2 separate regions of the Homo sapiens genome follow, and region 2 is linked to region 1. A link is an interaction called in ENCODE POLR2A ChIA-PET data of the cell type or tissue named here. Cell type or tissue: MCF 10A. All regions are shown on one strand. Each heading gives the region's core, and the rest is flanking DNA. Links, peaks and the distances in the headings are about the cores only.

Region 1 (7,499 bases), core at 1,046-6,045:
TGGGTTGTGGTTCGTCAGTATAGAGCTCAGGTTTCCAGGCTCGGGGATCCATGACCTTGGTGCTGTGGGCTAGGCTGAGAGGTCCCTGAAGGAAATGCAAGAACCAAACATTGTGAGCAAAAGCTTGGACTTTGGCAGAGGCTATAACTTCTTTTTACTCTGAGTAATGCTTCATTAATCGGTTTAGGAATTAACAAGATACTGAGACTTGGGCCAGTATGGGTTTTCAAAGATTGCATGTGTCTCCAAACACCACCTCTGAGTTCCTTCCAGGGAGTAGCCCACATGACCATTGGTCTCCAGTGAATCACCAGGCCACATTTGCTGAAGTAAATGGAAGCATTGCGAGAGCAGAAAATCAGGACAGACACCTATACTTGCTAACCCAAACAACCGCCCTTTCTGAGCCACTGGAGATCAGTTATCACCAAATGGACAGATACACTCGGCAAAGTTTTTGCAGGCTTCACAGCTTGTAAATAAGAGACTGCATTCTTCATGCTCCCTCTTGTTGAATCTGGCAGAGGGAAGACCTCTGGCTCTAATCAGCTGGGCAATGACCAGTAGCTGGGCTGGCAGGAAAGAGTGATGACTCCATTTGAATAAACTTTGTGAACCCACTATAGTTAATTCAGAGGACCCATATACTAAGAACACAGGGCTTCTTATCCATGGAAAATCATCCTGGGAACACCGGTTGCTTGTTACTTATAATTTATAATGGCATACCAAATACAAATTGGCCTGTGTGGAATACATTGGCATAGATTTAATAATATTTAACATTTCTATAATTCAACATTCTGTTCATTCTTTCTTATATTCTTTTTTTTCTCTTTTTTGCCATGGAGTCTCACTGTGTCACCCAGGCTGGCGCTATCTTGGCTCACTGCAACCTCCGCCTCCCGGGTTCAAGTGATTCTCTTGCCTCAGCCTCCGAGTAGCTGGGACTATAGGCGTGTGCTACCACGCCTGGCTAATTTTTGTATTTTTAGTAGAGATGGGGGGTTCATCACATTGGCCAGGCTGGTCTCGAACTCCTGACCTCAGGTGATTCACCCGCCTGGGCCTCCCAAAATGTTGGGATTACAGGTGTGAGCCACTGCACCCGGCCCATTGTTTCTTATATACTTATTATTCTTTGTACTTTTACCAGGACTTCCTTCTTTGTAGCTTTGTTTACCCTATTCTTCCATTTACATTTTACCGATCACTTGAGTCTCCAAAAAAAATTTCTGACTCTTTGATATCACTAGGCATGATTTCCAGTTGAGTCCTTCCAGGAGAAATTTCAGAAGGTGCCTCCTTTTCTTTCTAAATGGGTCAGAGATACCTTTATTTTGGAACTGACCATGGGAAGCCTTCAGTTGTTTATATCTTGAATTGGGGCAGCAGATGGAGCTTTTCTCCCCTGTCCCCAGCACCATCCAACCTTCTTTCCTTGACCTTTTAGAAGCATTTGACATTGTGGCCCTCTCCATCTTACCTGAAGCCTTCTCCCCCTTTTGACTCCGGAGACATCATAGATAAATCAGGGCTGTGGTGAAATGGAAACACTGTGCCTTCAGAGTCATGCAAATGGGGGTTTGAATCTTGGCTCCACACAGCAGCTCTGAGGCTTGAACAAGTTCTGGAATCTCTCAAGGCTGCAGTGCTCTTATCTCAAAAAGGAGGGTGACATAATCTGCCTCGTATGCCAGTCTTCAGCCTTGAAGCCTTATTCAACTTCTGCTTTTTGAGGGTAGGGGCAGAGTTTGTACCCTGGAACATGATGCTAGCATAGTGCCTTTCACAAGATGGGCACTCACTAATTTATCTGCTTTCCACTTCCCATTTTCAGCCTAGAGTCACACCATTCATTCATGCTCCATGTGTTAGGGTTCTCCAGGGAAACAGAACCAATAGGATATATACATATATAATCCATATATTGGATTTTTGATTTTATATATATCCTTGAATATATATATATATATATATATATACATATATAGAGAGAGAGAGAGAGAGAGAGAGAGAGAGAGACAGAGACAGAGACAGACAGACAGAGAGAGAGAGACAGAGAGACAGAGAGAGATTTGTTTTAAGAAATTGGCTCATGTGATTGTGAGGGCTGGCAAGTCTGAAATCTGTAGAGCAGGCCAGTAAGCTGGTGACTCAGGTGAGAACTGATGTTGGTCTTGAGTCTGAATTCCACAGGGCAGGAGTCTGGAAATGCAGGCAGGGTTTTTATGATGCAGTCTTGAAAATAATTCCCTTTTTTTTTGAGACTGAGTCTCACTCTGTCACCCAGGTTGGAGTGCAGTGGCTTGATCTCGGCTCACTGTAACCTCCACCTCCTGGGTTCAAGTGATCCTCCTGCCTCAGCCTCCCGAGTAGCTGGGATTACAGGTACCTGCCACCATGCCTGGGTGATTTTTGCATGCGGTTTCACCATGTTGGCCAGGCAGGGAAAAGAATTTCTTCTGGGGGAAACTTCAATCTTTACTCTTTTAGGACCTTCTACTGATTGGGTGAGGCCCACATACATGATGGAGGACAATCTGCTTCAAGTCCACTGATTTCAGTGTTAGTCCCATCTAAAAAATACCTTCACAGTGACATCCAGACTGGTGTTTGATTTTTTTTTTGTTTAAAGTGGAGGTCTTGCTCTGTTGCCCAGGCCGGAGTACAGTGGTACCATCGTAATTCAATGTAGCTTCAATTCCTGGGCTCAGGGATCTTCTGCTTCAGCCTCTTAAGTAGCTCTTAAGTACAGGCCTGTGCTGCCATGCTCAGCTAATTTTTTTTTTGTTGTTGTTGAGACAGAGTCTTGCTCTGTCACCCAGGCTGGAGTGCAGTGGTGGGATCTCGGCTCACTGCAACCTCTGCCTCCCAGATTCAAGTGATTCCCCTGCCTCAGCCTCCCAAGTAGCTGGGACTACAGGTGTGCACTAGCATGCCTGGCTAATTTTTTTTTTAATTTTTAGTAGAGACAGGGTTTCACCATGTTGATCAGACTGGTCTCGGACTCCTGGCCTGAAGTGATCTGCCCACCTCAGTGTCCCAAAGTGCTGGGATTACAGGCATGAGCCACCACATCCGGCCTAATTTGTTTTGTTTTGAGACTCAGTCTTGTTAGGTTGCCCAGACTGGTATCTAATTCTTCAAGCCATTCTCCCACCTCAGCCTCCCAAAGTGCTGGGATTACAGGCTTGAGCCACTGCACCAAGCTGTGGTGTTTGATCAAGCAACTAGGCACCAGAGCCTAGCTAGGCTGACACATAAAATTAACTATCGCTCTCCACACGCTTGGCCACTGATCCTTAGCAACTGGGCCTCAGTCCAAAGTTAGAGAGCTTAACTGAAGAGGACATTGTGATGATGAAGCTTGCCGGGGGCCATAGGGATCTCTGTTAGAACTCCCTCAGGATCGGAATTCTATGTTATTGCTGGAGGCCTCTCTGAGGGTTCTTGGGGAAGTTATGTAGAAGGTGCCTCTGCTGAAGTCCTGGAGCTGACCACTCCCACCGGCTTGGCTCTGGGCTCAGCTCTGTCATGGTTGAACTGTATGACCCTGGGCAAGTCATGGGCTCTTCTGGGCCTCAGTTTACTGTCTATAAATAGGGACATTTGGACTTGATGTACCTGAAGTTCCCTTCTTGCTTTTAAACAGCTTCTCAGCTCCTTTTGTTTTACCACTAGCTTTGCAGAGACTTGTTAGGAATTTACAGCTTGTGATTGCTTCACTTTTTTGGAAATGGCTCTATGGTTTCAAACAACATTAACTTTAAAAAATTAACAATGCTGAGCGTGGTGGTTCACACCTGTAATCCCAGCACTTTGGGAAGCTGAGGCAGGTGGATCACCGGAGGTCAGGAGTTCGAGACCAGCCTGGCCAACATGGTGAAACCCCATCTCTACTAAAATACAAAAATTAGCTGGGCGTGGTAGCACATGCCTGTAGTTCCAGCTACGGGGGAGGACAAGGCAGGAGAATCACATGAACCCAGGAGGCGGAGGTTGCAGTGAGCTGAGATTGCGCCACTGCACTCCAGCCTGGGAGACAGAGTGAGACTCCATCTCAAAAAAAAAAAAAAAAAAAAAAAAGAAAAGAAAAGAAATTGACATCATGTGTTTACTGACTAGATGCTTTTTTTTCTTTTAATCACTGCGATGTCATTCATCTAGTGAGCGCTCAATACATGTTTTTTTGGATTAAAACATATTTTAAAAATTTATATATCATTAAAAAGACATTTGCACTACAGAAGCTCCTGGGTGATGATAGGTAGACCCACCCTCTCCATTAACTATCTTGTAGTTTAGAGGACTCCAGAGTATATTGGAAAGAACCAAGGCTTTGCAATAATACAGACCTGGACTTAAATCCTGAATTTTCTACTTGTCAGCTGTGCAACCGTGGTCATAATTCTTAATTTCTCTGAGACTCAGTTTATTTATCTGTAGAATTGGAGTAATGGGATATCTCCCAGAGTTGTTAAATGACATGTATGTGAACTGCCAAGCATACGGCTTAATAGAGTAAACTTGAAATAAAAATGAGGTATTTTTTGTTCTCTTCCCTTGGACTGTGTGTGGAGTCCTGGAGCACTGTAATGCCACTAGGAAGTTTGAGGCAAGAGGCTCTCTTCCAGCGATGTCAAGAAACTTATTGCTTTTTTTTTTTTTTAATCACATCAGATGGATGTGATTACCATCTGAGTGTGTCCCATCCAACAGAACGGGGTTAGGCTGTGAAGTGCTTTGCTTTTAAAACAGACAGTCCTGTACTCTAGGAATCAACAGTGCTTCCCTTTCAGGAAGAAGTGATGAATCATTACAGGAAATATTGTGTTTTTTTTTCCCCTCAAGTATCTTACCAATGAAAGTTATTAAAAATAGAAGCTTCGGTTGAGAACAACTTTGGGAGGAGTCAGAGTGGAGATGAATTTACTAGGGTTGAAGTCAACATCTTTGAGTGAGTTAATCTGGAGTTTTAATCCCTGTCACTGTCTCTCCAAGGACTCAAATCTTGGATCTTGAAAAAAAATTAATTGAAATGCTACTTGATTTCAAAAGACTTAGAATACCACTAATGATAGAAATAATGGTAACTTCTAAATAAGTAACCAAAATAGGCCTCTATTGGTAGCTGAGAAAAGCTCTTCCAGCTGCGGAAGACAGCGTGCGGCAGCGTGGGTGCTGGCGGAGACACTGATTTGATTGTGGCCATGATCATACCACGTATACGTACATCAAATCATCATGTGGTACATCTTGAATTAGTCAATCTTTATTTGTCAATTAAATATTTTTTAATTAAAAAAAAAGCAGACCGGTCGTGGTGGCTCTTGCCTGTAATCCCAACACTTTGGGAGGCAGAGGCTGGCGGATTGCCTGAGGTTGAAAGTTCGAGACCAGCCTGGCCAGCATGGTGAAACCCTGTCTCTACTAAAAATACAAAAAGCTAGCCAGGCGTGGTGGCAGGCTCCTGTAATCCCAGCTACTCGGGAAGCTGAGGCAGGAGAATTGCTTGAACCCAGGAGGCGGAGGTTGCCGTGAGCCGAGATCGCGCCATTGCACTCCAACCTTGGCAACAGAGCGAGACTCTGTCTCAAAACAAAACAAACAAACAACAACAACAAACAAAAAAACCACCACCACCACCACAACAAAACAAACAAAAAAAATGCAAGCCGAGTGTGGTGGCTCACGTCTATAATCCCAAGGAGGCTAAGGCAGGAGGACTGTTTGAGCCCAGGAGTTCAAGGCTAGTCTGGGCATCAGAGAGAGACCCCATCTCTGATTTGAATGAATGAATAAATAAAGAGGAGAAGACAGCAGAGGAGGTGGCTATGTTGCTCAGGAGGTGAGACTGACCCACATCTGCCCTCCAGCAGCGGTAAGCCCAAGGGAGGGTCTGACCATCCTTTTTACAACATCATTTGTGCTGGAGCAGAAAGTACTCACTCTGTCATTTCTCTGGGTTTCATTCAAACCCTCAATGGCTGTTAATCACCATTAACCAGTTCCTTTAAACTGCTTTGCATTTCAAAGAAGATGGGTTCTCTAACTTATTCTTTCCTTCAATTATGGCTGGCTGGAGGTTACTTTACTACCATCTACATTCTTTTTTCTTTTTATCTATTTACTTTTTTGCCTATGACATAGCCTCAGGAGGTCCTGAGTACGTGTGCCCCTCTTTGTTTTATTATTATTACTTTGTTAAACAGTGTCTTGTTCTGTCATCCAGGCTGGAGTGCAGTGATGTGATTAAGGCTCACTGCAGCCTTGACCTGCCTGCCGCAAACCATCCTCCCATCTCAGCCTCCCAAGTAGCTGGGACTACAGATGTGCACCATGATGCCCAGCTAATTTTTAATTTTTTTGTAGAGACGGGATCTTGCTATGTAGCCCAGGCTGGTCTCAAACTCCTGGACTCAAGGGACCCTCCCACCTTAGCCTCCCAAAATGCTGAGATTACAGACATAAGCCACCGTGCCTGGCCTCTACATGCTATTTTAATTGATACTCCCCAAATACCTGCAGCTGGCACTTGGTGGCATGCATGATCTCAGCCCCATCTCCTCTGAGCGGATTCCTCCACAGCAGCTGGGCTCACGCAGCCACTTGTCTCAGCTCCACCTTCTCATGGACTCAACAAAGCTGTTTCCAGCAGGGCTGATTTTAACCAAGGGCTGGGGGTCTCGGGTTCCTGCTCTTCTTTTCCAGAGTGGAAGGTGAGTTTGTTTTTTGCCTTACTCGGGGCCTTTTCCCTGCACTGGATGCTTCCTTACCTGTCAAGCCCAAGCAGCTTTTAGAACTGATTGCTGACATTTGTGTTGAGAGAAGAGAGAATGAAAAAGAGCGGGCTGCGCGTTGTGGCTCACGCCTGTAATCCTAGTACTTTGGGAGGCCGAGGCGGGTGGATCACTTCAGGTCAGGAGTTCAAGACCAGCCTGGCCAACATGGTGAAACCCTGTCTCTACTAAAAATACAAAAATTAGCCGGAAATCGCTTGAACCCGGGAGGCAGAGGTTGCACTGAGCCGAGATCGTGCCACTGCACTCCAGCCTGGGCAACAGAGCGAGGCTCTGTCTCAAAAAAAAAAAAAAAAAAAAAAAAAAAAAAGAGCAAGCACTACAGAGAACTCGAGCAGGCTATTTCTGGAGAACCTGCTCCCTGTCACCCCTTTTAGTGCTGGGCAGGGCTGGAAGAGATTGTCATTTGTTGACTGTCCTTGGGCTCTTGAAACGGAGTCAAACAGCTTCGTGTCTGCGACCCAGACCTCTGGTGGTGGGTCCCAGGGAGGGATGGCTTTGTTCTGTTCATCTTGTCTATCCCTCCATTTGGGCCACGGAGGGAAGGGAGTCTCTGGCCAGCCTCACTCCTGAACACACGGAGGCTGAGGCGGGCCTAAGTTCTGTGGCAGGCGAGAGCTGTTCACAGATTGTGTTCTTGGAGGTTTGCTGCTCACATTCCAGCAGGGTCAGGAAACAGGAAGCCAAACAAAGGAA
Region 2 (7,499 bases), core at 1,454-6,453, 330 kb after region 1:
ACTTTAATCTTTGGCATTGCCATAAGGGCTATCTTAGACTAACTGGGGCAAACACTTTTAGGATCTTGTTTGGAAAAACATTTTTGGTTTTAGAGTGGGTGTCCATGTATCATAACACAACACTTACAAAACATAATTTTTTAAAAAAGCCTCTTATTCTGCCTACAATCCATGTGCTTTTGACATCATAAGCTCCATTTCTTGAAGGCTTCTATAAAAATCCATGGCTTATGGAAGGTAAAGGCAACATTATGCTGAGTTCAAGCAATATTTGTGGGACTTGGGTTCCACTTTTTCTATAAAGAGCCAATGTGTTTTTCTCCTGTTTTACCTGAAGCACCTATGTGGATCTGCATGTCTTTAGTCATCTTGGTGGGGTGCTTACCTGAATTAGATATTATCTTCTGGAAGTCAATAGGAATAATAAATAATAAATGTTAATATTTTTTAAGTCAGATATTCTCAAGAAGAACTGGATTCAAAGCCTGGCCAAGCTAGTTGACCACCTGTGAGGCCATGGACAAGTTCCTTATATCTCAAATCACTAATTTTCTTACCTACAAATTGGTGGTAGTAATGCATTGGTTTGTACAAAGGATTCAATGAGTTAATATATGTTGTATTAGTTTGCTACTGCTGCCATAACAAAGTACCACAGACTGGGTGGCTTAAAAAACAAAATTCCCTTTTCTCATGGTTCTGGAGGCTGGAATCTGAGATCAAAGTGTTGGCAGGATTGGTTTCTTCTGAGGCCTCTCTCCTTGGCTTGTAGACAGCCGCCTTCTCCCTGTGTTTTCTTATGGTCTCCTCTCTGCGTGTATGTGTGTCCTAATCTTCTCTTCATATAGGGAAACCAAGCATATTTGGATTCAGACCCACCCATACGACTTCATTTTACCTTAATTACCTCTTTAAAGACCCTATCTCCAAATAAAGTCACATTCTGAGGTACTAGGCATTAGGACTTCAACATAGGAATTTTGGGAAGGGACACAACATATGAATCTTGGGAATTCATCCCATAGCCTATAAGAAATACCTAGAACATGCTATACTTTTAGTAAATGCTGAGTCCCTTCTCTTCTCCACTTCCAAGGTTTAGTGTCAATAAGATATGAAGCATGTACACAGGCTCTTTGAATTTTTCAGGTTCCTTGACAAAGGTACTAAATTGCAGGATAATCCCATTAAAATGGGATGTCCATTGTTGCTCACACAAGGGCCAGCAGTTTAAAAATGGAGGCAAACTCGGCTGGGTGTGGTGGCTCACACCTGTAATCCCAGCACTTTGGGAGGCCAAGGTGGGTGGATCATGAGGTCAGGAGATTGAGACCATCCTGGCTATGGTGAAACCCCATCTCTACTAAAAATACAAAAAATTAGCTGGGCATGGTGGCGGGCGCCTGTAGTACCAGCTACTCGGGAGGCTGAGGCAGGAGAATGGTGTGAACCCGGGAGATGGAGCTTGCAGTGAGCCAAGATGGCGCCACTGCACTCCAGCCTGGGCGACAGAGCGAGACTGTGTCTCAAAAAATAAATAAATAATTGAGGCAAACTCATCTTCACTTTACACCTCAAAAAGTGTAAGTCAAAATATAAAGAGGAAATTTTTAACTCCAGACCTCTCAGATCTCATTGATTTTTCTCTTGTTCAAAGGCAAGCAAAAAAAGTATTGAGCAATACACACAACAATGATGACAACTACAATGACGTGACAAGGGTGATCATAGCAGCTAACATTTACTGAGGACAAACACAGTCCTTTTTGCCTTTTAAAGGAAAGTCCTTTAAGTGCATTCTCCCATTTGATCTATCAACAACTCTACAAATGGTAGCTGTGTGTGCTTTAAAACAAGCTGAAAATTTTTTTAGAAAAAAAACACACATTGGGAATTTCTACATGTAAGAAAGGATAAAATCAGTCTTGATTTCATGAGAGGACTCACCAGTTCAGATTATTATTGTCACTCTAAATGTAGTTTTGCTGACATAAATACTATCTGGGTACCCTAGGGGCTGCTGACATCCACATTTGGAATTGTTGCATCTTCCGGAACAGAGATTCCTTGGTAGGTGTCAATTGATCTAGAGAGCTTGGAGGGGGCCTGCTTACAAGTCCTTCTCTACCTAGCACACTGCTCTGCATACCATGAAGATATAATAAGTATTTATAGAGTGAATGCTGCACCTTCCCCTCCAGACTCTGAGTTCCCTTCTCCCTTTAGGGTCATCACAGCCAGCAGCTCCGATGGACTCATAGATTAAACCCCTCCTATGGCCAATCAAAGACCCCCAAGAACACACTGTTGAAGATGAGAGGGCCCACCACTTGGGCCCTTGGTAATTTACTCTCAAATGCTCGGGGATTTTGAGCAAGAATCTTAGTCACGTGAACATATCTGTAAAACAGTTGTTGGGAAGGCAGAAAGACCAAATGTTGAAATTCTAAAGTTTTTACTTAATGACACTTCTACATACCCTTTCCAGGAGGGACCGATGTGGCAGCTTCCACTGATAATAATGGAAACGCACATTTTGAGACGTTGCAAGTCATGGACATGCCCAGGCCATGGTGCTGCCTGTTGGACGGTGCTTTGCTTGTTTCTGTCTGAAGAGGCTGGTTGCCTTTTTCTCATTCAGCTCAATGCAAACACCCATCAAGAAGGGTCAAGTGGGCATTGCTTTCAGAGTCTCCTTCAGGCTTGAACAAAGGCTTTGGAGACAGACAGGCATGCAGGGGTGCACACAGAGAGCTGCCCTCTGGCACTTCACTCTCTGGACATGCTCAGGCCTGTGGGCAGGGCCTTGAGTTTCTGGCCTGCCGTCAACTCCATTGAGCAGCGGCCTTGGCTGGGTCATACACAGCATTTTTTTCTGTCTGAAGGATGACCTGGTTAGCAAAGGACAAATACTAGCACTCCCAAAAAATAATTAAGTCTTTGGACCCTTTTCTGCAAACACAAATCTGTGTGAGGTTTTCTGGAGCAAATGCTGTAGGCTACATTCCAAAGGCCAAGAAGAAAAATACCACGCTGGTCAGTCACCCATGCTGTCTCCATAAATAGCACCATGCATTTCTGAAGCAATGAGCGATGTTAGACAATCCTCTTTATGGTACCAGTGGGACAGTGGCTTTAAGGGCCATGGATATGACAAAGAAAACAAGGGATGGACAGAGGGCGAAATCAGTCAGATCACAGTATGTTGGTTAAGTCACTTAATTACGCTGGAGCTCCATTATTCTCCGTTTTAAAGTTAGGCTGGCTCAGTGTGGTGGCTCACACCTGTAATCCCAGCACTTTGGGAGGCCAAGGCAGGAGGATCTCTTGAGCCCAGGAGTTCGAGACCAGCCTGGACAACAAAGTGAGAACCTGCCTCTACAAAAAATTTATTTTAAATAGCTGAGTGTGGTGGTGTGCACCTGTGGTCCCAGCTATTTGGGAGGCTAATGTGGGAGGATCGCTTGAGCCCAGGAAGTTGAGGGTGCAGTGAGCCATGATTGTGCCACTGCAACCCAGGCTGGGTGATACAGTGAGACCATGTCTCAACAAATAAAATAAAAAGGTTCAGCTGATACTGATAACTCTGTTCCATAAGGTAGTCCACTTAACCAGAGCCCATTTATCGAGAGCCTGCCATGTGCAGAGTCCTGCATAAAGGCTGGTGGTGAGATTGAATAGAATCGTGTAGTGAAGACACAGCCAAGCTGCTGCCTCATCAAAGGCTCTCCCTAAACGTTGGGTGACTGTGGGAAGTGGTTGGGGAAAGAGGACACATTAGGCCTGGGTTCTTTTAAAATGTGGATATTCGTTCAGGTTCTTTAAATAGTTATTGAAACTATTAAAAATTACTTTCTTCCACAGGAATAATGATTGAGCACCAGAAACAGACAAGCGAGGTCCTGGGAATAGAGCATAAACACAGGAAAAGCAAACTCCATTCTGGCTTGGGGGGACCTTGACTAAGCTTTGACAAATGTGCACAGACTCCCAAGAGGATCCAAGCCTTCAAATCCAGGTTCAAACAGGTAAAGAGTGGAGGGGCAAGGTGCCAGTTAAGTTGGGGGAAAGGCGATGAAAGGGGCAGATTAATATATTACAAGGAAAACTATAGGAGAATTCCTGGGAACAAACTAGCAGACATGTTTATCCTGCAAGAAGCCTGGGTGATTTGAGCGTTTGGCTGGAGGGAGGGGAAGAAGGAGCTAGCATTAATCATGCTCCCAAATTCAACTCCAGCATCTAACGAAATAGACAATAACTGGTTTCGCCACTCCTGTTCCTCACATCCCCTGGGGTCAAGGCCTGGCTGGAATTCAAACAGGATTTCAGATCGGGCCTGGAAAGTTGTGTACATTTAAGTTCATTCTGGAAGGCATGCTTGATATAGAAATGGATTTTTCTTGGTCTAATTTTGAGAGGATCTGAACTTAGTGAGAGTAAGTGGGTGCTTTAAATAATCTCCTACTCTTTTTTTCTTAAGAGGAGAATTTATCGCAGAGACTGGCCAATGGCACTGACCACACCTATTTCAAGTCCTAGCTTGGAACATAGATTTTTTGTGTTTTTAATGGAAAAATAGAAGTCCTTGTAAACTACCATTTACCTTTCATTTGCCTCTTCCTCATGTTGTGTGATTTCTTTTGGCATCATAGTGCTCCCCTAAAGGGTCCACCAAGGTGAACTTGGCTAGGCAGTGCTTCAAAACACCCCATCGGTGGAGATTAAGGATGACAGGTCAAAACCAATGCCACTCTTGGGCTGCCTGGCATGCACCTAGGAAATCAGGCACACCCATGCTGAAATAAGGAATCGACTTTGCTCAGGAAGAGTCATCTATGCATTTCTTCTTTCGGTGATATATGTAGTAGGGGTCAAGGGTGGGGACCGAATTTGGAGAGAGCAGGAGAGAAGGGCTGGAGGGGTGGATGAGATGGCAGACAGGGGAAGTAAACTAAGGGTAAACCAGAACATCCCATGACACCAGTTATGAGGAGACTCGCTAGTGCTGAAGTTTCTGCTGTGCCAAAGACGCCTGTTTCAGGATGAGTCCAATTTTAGCCCAGGAGAAATAAATCAACTATAGGGCAAAAGGTTTAATGAGTAAAATGTATCATTCCAAAAATGTGATGCAGTCCACATCCAAAGTTTCTAGGTCAAATAACATGAGGAACTAATGCAGAAAAAGAAAGCAGCTGCCTGGGCGTGGTGGCACGGGTCCCAGCACCAGGTCCTCACACCACATCCTTGTACCACATCCTCCCAACCTCCTACCACTGGGGTCCTGCCCAGCCAGGAGGCAATGGGAGGGAAACCCAGCCTTGCAATTCTTTAATTTTGGGGAAAGTGAGGTGGGGAGTTTCTGACTTGTATATCCTTTAATTAAAGGGAATCTGACCTCTTCTATGATGATAATAATAATAAAATGTCTCAGAAGAGAATGGGAGCGTGCAAGAGAGTTATGCATTATGCACAAGACAGCAGGGCTTGGAACAGTAAAATCTTGTTTGCTCACGCGGCTCTGAGTAACCTAAGGGGGAAAAAACTCAGAACATTATTGATTAGATGCCAATTCACATGGCTCTCTTTGTCTGCTTTTTATTATCAGTATTTCTTTAAAAGGTTAATAGATCCTGGTCCTGACAAGCGTGAAGCCAGGAGGTGGGCTCTTATCCAGTGTTTTCATTCTTCAGCCCTCAAGAGACAATGATTAGATCTTAATATTGAATGCACAAACCACACTCACTGTGTGAACTTTCTGAGAGAGCTCCCCACCTAAAGACAGAAGAAGTGAAGAAGTTTTATTGGAAGGATTGTCAAAGGCGGGGGGCGGGGAACACTTTGAGTCTCTTTGAGCCAGTTGATTAGGGGTGAGTTGATTTTCTTATGAACACTCTAAATCTACTCTCCCTGGGGGCAGGGAAACCTGAGAAGCTTGGATTTCAATGATTTAATTCCCCTTCTAAGAATAGCCAAAACTGGGGTGGAGAGAAGCTAATGAAGTCAACCACAGAAAGAACATTTGCAAATTGAGCAAAGCCCTGTGAATCTTAGGTAATAGCTGGGAGCCGAGTTTCTTTCTTCCACATCTCATAAACTACAAAATAACTCAGCAAAACATGTCAACCAATGGATGCTCTCCACAGGTTACATGATCTAAAGCTGAGATACAAGAAGCCAAACACAATTAAAACGTGCTTCCATTGGTAGGTTCATGGTGATGCTTTGCAGAGGTATCACCTAACCTACCAAGCTTTGGACATGCTTTATTCATTACAACACTGTCAAGATTAAGTTGCCACGACTTCATATCCCAGTTCATGAATTGCATCTACATACACCATATAATGAGCCTCACCAGTGTACGGAATGTGGACAGGTCTTCCCTTAATGCTGGGATTAATTAGTTAGTCTCTGGATGTGCCCTTGAGGTTTAGCGATTCACTTCACTCCCCAGTGCAGTGAATCCAAAAAGTACAAGATCCTTTCTCCAAGGAGGAGATGCAAATTCACAGATAGCCTGAAGCCTAACCTTGGGTTAGCCCCTGAGATCGACCCAGTTCCTTCTTACAGCAGGATCTCCTTGTGATGGCTTGGCAGGATTGACTGAGCTAGTGCTTCCTTCCAATGTTTGATTGGTTAAATAAAGATATCTTTCAATGTTTATATAATAGCATTCAGAACATAGTCTCCAGGGTAACTAGTGAGTAGAAATGGCAACATGTATGAGTCGGAATATTAAAAAGGAAATACACAAATCAGTCTTTCATTTCAAGGGTACATTTGATGTTGCATATCAATATCATTTTACATTTGAGGGTGAGCCCACCCTATGTTCCCTGTGAGCTGTGAGCAAGAGACAATAATCACACCCAATCCCAGTGGAGGCTACAGGTGAGGGGGAGGAGCAAAAACCATATAAACCGGTCTTTTCCATTCTGTTAGGAATAAGATGACATGAACAGCTTTTCCTGCCACAGTATCTCACCAACAGATTAGTTTTTAAAGGGAGGTTAAATCTGTTTGAACCTTGGCAAATTTGTTACTATAACCGTAGCATAGTTGTACGTGAAAACCAAATATTATTGTCCTTTATTATTCTGCTTTGTCTCCCATGTTTTTCCCATGGCTCTTAAAACAAAAGTGCTCAGCCAGGTTCTCACCCTTTGTCACTGAATGGAATGCATATTTTTGAAGGCTGATATACAGCTTAAAAAGGCAGCCGAATTTATATGTGATTTGAATAGTTGGCACCGTCATGCCAACTACTAGCGCTATCTATTCAAAAGGCAGCATCATTTTTCCTAAGGCCTTTCCTATGGTCTGTTTTCTAGGGCAAGTTGTCTCTCCATGGTGTCTGCTGCCTTCTCATACTCTTGGCTGACTTATATTCATTCCCTGGACACTCGGGAACACACTCCCAGAGCAGCCAGATTCAGAGTCAGTTTGTCCTTCATAGATAGGCAGTAAAACATTCCAATGTAGTTCCTCTGAGAGGG

The links. Peaks named below come from ENCODE experiments on the same cell type or tissue, not always from the same donor. Only the 100,000 strongest peaks of a DNase experiment are listed, where the experiment ranks them.
Region 2: POLR2A ChIA-PET joins it to region 1 with 6 read pairs; 1 of 35 experiments calls an interaction of 5 or more read pairs at or near these places.

Annotation. Positions count from the first base shown.
Region 1 is chr18:22,210,148-22,217,646 of GRCh38, forward strand. It overlaps LOC105372017 (a long non-coding RNA gene), which reads left to right and starts at 5,752. Exons shown (of 3, transcript XR_935279.3): 1 at 5,752-5,884; 2 at 6,532-6,722. RefSeq lists an enhancer at 5,687-6,336. In MCF 10A, for the core only: no CTCF peak of the experiment used is centred there; DNase peaks (open chromatin) are centred at 3,364, 3,624 and 4,814.
Region 2 is chr18:22,539,694-22,547,192 of GRCh38, forward strand. LOC124904265 (a long non-coding RNA gene) reads left to right here. Exons shown (of 3, transcript XR_007066310.1): 2 at 3,865-4,028. Among named protein-coding and RNA genes, the nearest start is that of CTAGE1, 130 kb to the left of the region's middle. In MCF 10A, for the core only: no CTCF peak of the experiment used is centred there; DNase peaks (open chromatin) are centred at 2,788 and 4,268.